Regions from separate parts of the Mus musculus genome. Here all the other regions are linked to region 2. A link is a contact called in ENCODE POLR2A ChIA-PET data. All regions are on one chromosome and are shown on one strand. The core of a region is the stretch at or near the end of the contact, and the rest is flanking DNA. Distances in the headings are between cores, read along the strand shown.

Region 1 (2,700 bases), core at 121-2,620, 87 kb after region 2:
CAAGGCCTCTGGCATCAGGGCCTGAGCTCTGGATTTAAACCTTCCAGTTCCCTTGCGTCCAGAGTTTTTATTTCAGACATTTATTTGGGGTGCCCAAGGAGGTGACAGGTGAAGATACTTTGGGCTGACCTGAGGATCTGAGTTCAATCTCTGAAACCCATGGGTGGAAGGAGAGAACTGACATGGCAGCTTGCCCTCTGCCCTGTGTCCCACGGCTGGTATGTATCCTCACACACAAGTAAGGTGGGGTTTTTGTTTGTTTGTTTGGTTGGTTGGTTTTAAATATGAGTTTTCAGGCTGGATGGCTCACCAGTTAAGAACTCCTGTTTTTTTCCAGAGGACTCAGGTTCAAGTCCCAGCACCCACGTGGCAGCTCACAACCATCTGTAACTCTAGAATGCTACAGCCATGCTGGCAAAACACCCATCCACATAAAAATTTGAAATTTCTTAAATGCTTCCCCTTCCATTTTACAGATGACAGACAGCGCTCCACTGCTGGGTCACATCCAGCCCTGACTTTAATTTGTGGATGCTTTTCTGCCTCGGTTCTTCCATTGTTTTTGTTTGAGTTTTTTTTTTTTTTTTTTTTTTTGCTTTTGTTTTAGTTTGGTTTTGGTTTGGGATTTGTTTAGTAGCCCAGGCTGGACTTCAACATCCACTTCTTCAGTCTTTCCAGTGGTGGGATTATAGCACCTCCCTCCATTAATTTTTTAAAAATTTATTATCTTGTGTCTGTATGATCTCTTGAGGTGCAAACATGTGCACACGTGGAGGTTTTACCCAGCTAAGACATCCCACAGGGTGTGCGTGTGCATGTGTAGCAGGATCTCACTATGTAGCCCTCACTGGCCTGGAACTCACTATATATAGATTTGGCTGATATCAAACTCAAGAGATCCACCTGCACACCTGCCTCTGTCTCCCAGGAGCTGGCACCACCATGCTTGGCCGTCTTCCATATCCAAAGTAGTGGCATCCTTAGTCTGCATTGGGGCGGATAAGAGTGGTGAGAGGGCTATTTCTAAACCCACAACTTGCACTGGACCCCATCCCCCATCCTACAGCTGTCTCTGTCTATCCTGGGACCAACATGGCACCTGGTCCTTGCCCCCTCATCAGACAGCACCTTTCAGTTTTAGGTCTTCCTACTAGACACTAGACACTGAGAAAAGAGGGGAGGTCTCCCAAATTTACTTTGCTGGAGACCAAATTGCCCACCAAAAAAGATAAACCAAGGGAGAGAGGTACTGCGTAGACCTTCTCTCCCCTGCCTGGGCGTTCAAGTCCAGCTTTTCATTGGTCAAAAGTTCCCCCTCACCCCCCCCCCCCGCGGGGAAGTCGACTTTTCACTGGTCAAACACTAGCCACGTGACTCCCCTCTTGTCTTCCTGGGCTGGGAGGTTGCAACAAGTTAAGCTGAAGACTGAAGCGAGGAGCTGGGTCAGGTAAAGGAGTCCTTGCCGGGAAGGGGCGTTACAGACTCCCACTTTATCCCCAGATAACAAAAGAGGGCAAAGCTGTATAAAAGGAGTGGGCAGCCCCGGCGTCCACATACTGCCCAACACAGGACCGAAGGGCGGGGAAGGAGGGAGACAGATGATTCCGAAGCAGGAACTCAGGCAAGTTTTTGTGGTCCCAGGTCCTTCCCTTTAAAGGTCAGACAGAGAAGGAAGTTAGAGACAATCAAGGGCATATCAAACCAGACTTCCCAGTTTTGTGCAGACTGGGAACACTCTCTTTTTTAGAAACAGCAGAAGTTTTTGTGAAATCCTGCCTGAGTGAAAAGGGGAGAGAGAGTAGTGGGTGGGTTTTCTTCTTAGAGGTCAAAGACTGCCCTAAAATCACAGCTGGGAAGGGTGGCAGCTAAGTGGGCTCTGGATTGCTTAGACAGGCTTCCTAATAAGGTATTAATGTGCCGATGTGCCGGCCTGGGAAAGCGGGGATGCTTTTTGGTATCAAGGGTTGGGACCCCGAGTGCAGGGGTTCTAGGAAGACTTCTGCTTCAGTTTTAGGTTTGTCTTGTTGACCTAAATACCATACCATTGCCGATTTCCATGGAGACGATGGGTCTGACATCACCCTGGTTGCCATGGTGCTGAGTTCTGGAGGACCTGAGCAGGCTGTAAACAGCCAGGGATAAACAGGGACCTCTGCTCTAGCTGCTGTGGCCACTTCCTTCCTGCTGCCACCTGTTAACAGTCACACACAGCAACTGGGGATGGCAGGACAGTGGAGGGACTGAGAGCCAAAAGCTGAAGGAAGATGGCTGTGTGGGTGTCACTAGAAGAAGGGGGTGGGGAGTTCGGGGTTTTTTGGGGACTTGGTATAGGGAAGTCATTGCAATTGTTTTGTCCCTGTGTGGGATGGGTATCAGTGTCTAGGAGACATGAGCATTGTGGAAGACACCACTAGATGTCCTTTACCTATCTTGGGCCTGAATCTTGCCCAACAGGAGCCACAGGATTTTTTTTTTTTTTAATGATTTATTTATTTAATGTAAGTACACTGTAGCTGTCTTCAGACACACCAGAAGAGGGAGTCAGATCTCGTTAGGGATGGTTGTGAGCCACCATGTGGTTGGTGGGATTTGAACTCAGGACCTTCGGAAGAGTAGTCTGGTGCTCTTACCTGCTGAGCCATTTCACCAGCCCCAGAGCCACAGGGTTTTTTAAGGCAATCATGCAGGACTTAAACCCAG
Region 2 (2,735 bases), core at 40-2,539:
CTTAAGCGGTCCTGCAGTGTGTGCCAGGATTTAAAGGAGGATATGGGAAGGAGGGGTTTTTTTTTCCCCAACTTACGGATTTCACCCATAAGTCCCCAAAGTTCAGAGTATCCAGCTTGCAGCTCCTCCTTGCCTTCCCTTTGGCCAATCCCAAGATTTTCACGGGGGCCCTCCCTTGTTCCCATCCCTTCCCAATCACACTCCCCACCCAATCAGGAATGCCCTTTCTTAGGTCTAAGAGAAGTCTGTGGCCTAGTGCCCACTTGCCCTTCCTTTTCCCTCACAGTAGAGATGCCTGCCGGGAACACCCATCTTTGGGTGAGCAGTGCAAACACTCTGACCTCCCTAAACAGCCTTGATGCCCAGTCAGGCGCACCCGTTCCCAACAGCCTCCGCTTCCTCCGCCAGCACCCCCCAACAATGGCCCTCTCCTCTCCGGACACTCCACCCCCGCCTACCCTCTCGGCCCCCAGCCCAAGACAGCAGCGGGAAGTGAAAGTTCCAAGGAGGAGTTGGTGTCCCAGTCTCTTTCCTGGCGAAAGCTCCCTCCCCTGGCTCCTCCGGGCCCCTCCCGCTCCGCCAGGCTTCTGGTGGCAACCGCACCCGAGTGAGCGGTGCTGGCCGCCCAGGTCTGGAATGAACGGCTGAAAATAATCCTTTTCACTAAAACCCCACTAGCTAGTCCGGGCACTTCATTGAGTAGAACTGTCAGCTAGGCACTAGAGAGACGAAGACGTCAGTCCTAAGGAGTGACTCTTTCCATGATCTGAGCGCCCCACCCCCACCCCCCGCGCACGCTCTTCAGTGCCTGAGACTCAAAAGTGTCTGCAGGGATAACTCGGGACTTCAGGACAGAGGACGCCATCCTCCCTCCTCCTCTTCCTCCTCCTCCTCCTCCCCATCCTCCTCTTCCTTTCGTTCTCCAAATTACCTGGCCCTAGGCTTTGGTCCGCAGATCACGCAGGCTGCCCTCTGGTTAGGCTCCGGCAGACCCCAACACCCCATTGCCTCCGGGTTTCCTTGTACCTCTTTCCAAATCATCCCCTCGACCCACTGTCCTGGGAACTCACCTATATTTGGCAGCGGCGGGGAGGGCCGAGGGCTGCCCGCGCCCAGGAGTCCCAGAGCCCAGAGCAGCGCCAGCCGCATGGCCGCGGAGCTCCGGGCTGGACTGGGGCAGCAGGTGCGGGGCTACGCGTGGAGGAGCAGCCACGGCCCCGCCGGACACCAGCTCGGTGCAGCGCAGCAACTAGGCCCCGCCCCGCCCCGTCTGAGGCTCCGCCCCGCCCCGTCTGAGGCTCCGCCCCTGCCGCTCAGCGCAGCCTCTTTCCGGCAGCTACCGGGATGGGTTTGGACACCACAAGACTCGCGCCTTCCCTCCATCCTGCCTCCCGTCTGTAGCCCGGCTTCGTGGAGATTGTGCGGGCCAGTTCTTCCGGCTCACCCAATCCCGGATGCCTGCGAAGCACCAGCCGCAGGAGCGTGCATCACACTTTATTAAGCAAGAAGGCGGGCAGCATCCCTTCAATCGCCATACACAGCGTCGTCGTTGCTGTCGCTGTGGGCGGATGACGAGAGCTCTTCGCGGGGCGTGCACACCGGGCAGAGCCGTTGCATGTCGTCCCAGCACGACCGGCAGTACAGGGCCTTGCAGTCTGGTGTGGGGCACACGTAGGAATCCGGCGTCTCCATTGCCTGGCACACCACACAGCGCTGACGCATGAAGCGGTGCAGGAGAGGGCACCGGCGATACAGAGCCTCCACCAGGTAGTGGGGCTGTTGGAAGATGAGGTGGATTGGTTAATGCCAAGTGGGCTGAGCAGAAAGGGTTGTCAGGGGCACTGGGCAGCTCTTAATGTATGAAGTCCCAAGGCCTGACAATGCTATATTGGAGGAAGCTGGGGTAGACAAGAAGAGCCCTCGAGGGCGATATTGAGATAAATCGAAAGAGTCTTCTTCTCCATGATGGGCTGCGGAGCCTGGCGTGCCCAAACTTACTCCCAAGGATGACCCACAACAATTCTGTACACCTGTGGAGCGGCTTAATTTGGTACTTAGGCTTAGAAGGGAGGAGGGCACAATTTACACCTTACTGGGCTGGAGAGATGGTTCCGTGGTTAAGAACCCTGACTGCTCTTCCAGAGGACCCAGGTTTGAATCCCAGCACCCACATAGCTAACAACTGCCTGTCACTTGAGTTCCAGGGAACTGGATGATCTTCTGGCCTCCCTGGACACCAGCCACCCATGAGGACACAGACATATGCATAGGCAAAACACCCATACACATTAAATAAGTGCAAATTTTAATTAAGTCTTTTTTAAAAAATCTCTCCGGGTGGTGGTGGTGCACACCTTTAATCCCAGTACTTGGGAGGCAGAGGCAGGTGGATTTCTGAGTTTGAGGCCAGCCTGGTCTACAGAGTGAGTTCCAGGACAGCCAGGGCTACACAGAGAAACCCTGTCTCGAAAAACAAACAAACAAACAAAAAACTCAACCCCCCCCCAAAAAAAATCTCAGAAAGATGGTGTAACTTTCCTAAGTCAGATCTGAGTCAAACCTGGCAGGAACCAAGTCCCAAGCTTTGTGGCCATTCCACAGTCTCACTTTCCGAATACCCTCTTCATACAGTTGCCAGGAATTCTTAAGAGCAGAGCTGGGCTTGCCCTTCGAGCGCTCAGAGGTCTGTTTCTTCCCAGCCTTGCTCTGCCTCCTTGGCTCCTGCCACACTTTGC
Region 3 (2,755 bases), core at 188-2,687, 110 kb after region 2:
GGTTCAGAATTCTGGGTGGAAGTTCTGATTTCTTTTGAGTGAGGGCTTAGTGAGCAGGAGGCCACAAGTGACTTCACCCTATATAGGCTTCGTTGGCCTGGTGAGAGCCAGCTTTCGGTGGGACCCAGAGAAATATTTATTGCACAGAGGTGGGACAATGTGCTGACTTACAAACTGTGAAATCACAGTGCTTAAAACAAACAGTCTGCTGTGAGTGGATACTTTAAAGTTTACAAAGTATTTTGTTGTACAGTTCTGCTTTCCTCTGTTTACCAAGCCTCTCACTTCCTTCTCTTTATTTTATTTTATTTTATTTTATTTTATTTTATGGCCCAGGCTGGCCTGGAATTTGTCTGCTTCCATTTCCAGTGCTGGCTGGCACTTGCCACTAAACCTAGTTTATTCAGTGCTGGCCCTCAAACCTAGGCTTAGGCAGAGGCTCTATCAACAGACAGACATCCTCAGTTCTGGCGATCCTCCCCGGTCCACTCTTTCTGTACCTGACCACTCCTGTTCTTTATTTTAAAATGATTTATGTGTTTTGCCCGTATGTCTGTGTACCTCGTGCATGCAGTTCCCACAGAGGCTAAGGGAGGGCTTTAGGTCCTCTGGAACTGCAGTTCCAGCTGGTTATGAGCGGCTAGGTGGGTGTTCAGCAAGGGCAGCCAGTGCTCTTAGCTGCGGAGTCATCTCTTCGCCGAAGCCTCTTTCGAATACGCAAAGAAATGATTTTCCTAAGAGTTTCTTTACGTTTCACTTTGGTTTTCACAAGACTTTGCAGTCTTATACACTGGAGGCAGTCATAGGCTGCAGGCTTTATTTTGATAAGCTTAGAAAAATGTAGGACAGCAATTTATATCTACAGATAACAGTAAGTAGGTGTCAGAACACTCTTAGTTTTGCCTCTCAACTTCTGGCTGGATGTTGGTCTCCGGAGGAAATTGGGTAATCTTGTTCAGAGTGGCGTCAAAACTCCTTAACCTAAGTTACTAATGTCACCAATGTTCTTTTTCGAGATTCTGAAAAGCTTTGGAGAGGAGTATGCGGCTAAAGAAAAGATCACTTAGTTCCAGCTGGAGGCTTCAGCAGTTACAAAACCTTTTCAACAGTGAAATAGCATACTGTTCATTAAACCCCTCCCTCGCTATGACGTCAAGAAACACACCCTATCATGTCATTGTCTGGTTACTTCTTTGGAAAGAGCTATTTTTAGTGCGGGGCAAACACATATTTGCTTTAGAGCATGAGTTATAACGTACAAATTAAAAGGCAGATTTGAAAATGCCTTCAACATTACTATTTTTCTTTATCTTTATGTTTGGCCGGTTGTGTAGAAGGGAACTTGAGGCTAGTCTTTCCAGCGTCACTCTCGGCTCACCTTGTCAGCCGAGAAGGCGGGGCCATGACGTCACATCTGGGCGGGCGTGGACTGTTCTAAGTGCGTGCTGCGCAGGGGGGGGAGGGCGGGGGGGGGCGGGAAAGGTACTTAGATACTAGGCTGCAAGGCTCTTTCCCTTCCAGTTTCTACGCCCATTCTCTGCGCGCTGGTTTCGATGTGGGCTGTGTAGTGTGGAGAAGGAGTGGGATCCCTCCTCCTTTTTGCTTCTACTGAGCGGGTCCACTTCGTGCTTGGCTGCATTTCAGGGGTCCGAAGTGTCAGCTTTAGGCCTGGTGAAGCTTGGTGGCACCATGGCCCCGCTCGGAGCCTCCCCGCGTCTGGTGCTGCTGTTTAGCGGGAAGAGAAAATCCGGGAAGGACTTCGTGACCGAGAGGCTGAAGAGCAGGTGTCCGCGGGTGCAGGGAAACCGAGGAAGGGCGCTACCGCAAGTGATGGAGGGCTTTATGGAGGGAGCTCGTGGAGGGCAAGGAGGGACAGGATGACAGGGCAGGGGAAGGCAGACCCTCACGGTCAGTAAAACAGCAGCCTGCACAAATCTCCCTCAAAGAACTAGGGGACTGCCACTGCAGATCTATGAAGATGTAGCTCTGCCTTCAAGAAACATGAATTACTACTATTACTATGCTGGCACCTTCAACGTGCCATTCCTGTTTGATGATTGTGGTCTGAGGTAACTGGCCTAGATAAGGAGACTAACAAGACTGTAAAGGTTTTTTTTCAAGACCACGTCCTGAGTGTGTCTGCTGCAAAGAGAATCTGCCCAGAACACCCTGCAATGGCAGGAATTTATGGAATATTCTATGCCAGGTGTTGTGCGTCTATATCATCTCATTTAACCTATTTAGCTTCTTTACCAAATAGTGGTATTAGCAATCCCATGTCACAGATGCAGAAGCAGGGGCCCTTAGGAGCTAAAACCTGGTGTGTGTGTGTGTGTCTCTGTGTGTGTGTGTCTGTGTGTGTGTGTGTCTGTGTGTGTGTCTCTGTGTGTGTGTGTCTCTGTGTGTGTGTGTGTGTGTGTGTGTGGTCCAGCAGCAGGGAGAGCTCATACATGTAGGAGTTCAAGGCCAGAGTGGACAACATGGTGAATTTTTAGTATTAAAATTTTTAAATTTGCTAGGGTTATAAAGTAGCAAACTCAGGATTTAAATTCAGCTTGGCCTGCCTGGAGACACCGTTCACTCACTCTGCCCTGCCTGGAAACACCATTCACTCATTCTGTCCTTCCTTTCTAGATATTTATTTTCAAAGATGTGTTTATGTGATGGGTGTGGGTTTGTGCCTTGGTGTGTGCGAGTGTTCTTGGAAGCCAGAAGAGGGCAGGTGATCCCCAGAACTGGAGTTACAGATGGTTGT

What was found. ChIA-PET counts read pairs that join two places held with the same protein, here RNA polymerase II (POLR2A).
Region 1: POLR2A ChIA-PET joins it to region 2 with 23 read pairs in Patski. The contact joins the promoter of Pbxip1 here to the promoter of Adam15 in region 2. POLR2A ChIA-PET finds 5 or more read pairs at or near these places in 4 of 5 experiments (Patski and embryonic stem cell).
Region 3: POLR2A ChIA-PET joins it to region 2 with 22 read pairs in Patski. The contact joins the promoter of Pmvk here to the promoter of Adam15 in region 2. POLR2A ChIA-PET finds 5 or more read pairs at or near these places in 3 of 5 experiments (Patski and embryonic stem cell).

What each region holds. Positions count from the first base shown.
Region 1 is chr3:89,435,334-89,438,033 of GRCm38, forward strand. It overlaps Pbxip1 (pre B cell leukemia transcription factor interacting protein 1), which reads left to right and starts at 1,371. Exons shown (of 11, transcript NM_146131.2): 1 at 1,371-1,447.
Region 2 is chr3:89,348,739-89,351,473 of GRCm38, forward strand. Adam15 (a disintegrin and metallopeptidase domain 15 (metargidin)) reads right to left here and starts at 1,290. Exons shown (of 23, transcript NM_001037722.3): 1 at 1,071-1,290. The coding sequence starts at 1,149. Dcst1 (DC-STAMP domain containing 1) reads right to left here. Exons shown (of 16, transcript NM_029974.2): 16 at 1,481-1,776. The coding sequence ends at 1,525. It also overlaps a transcript of Dcst2 not described here.
Region 3 is chr3:89,457,681-89,460,435 of GRCm38, forward strand. It overlaps Pmvk (phosphomevalonate kinase), which reads left to right and starts at 1,438. Exons shown (of 5, transcript NM_026784.3): 1 at 1,438-1,784. The coding sequence starts at 1,690.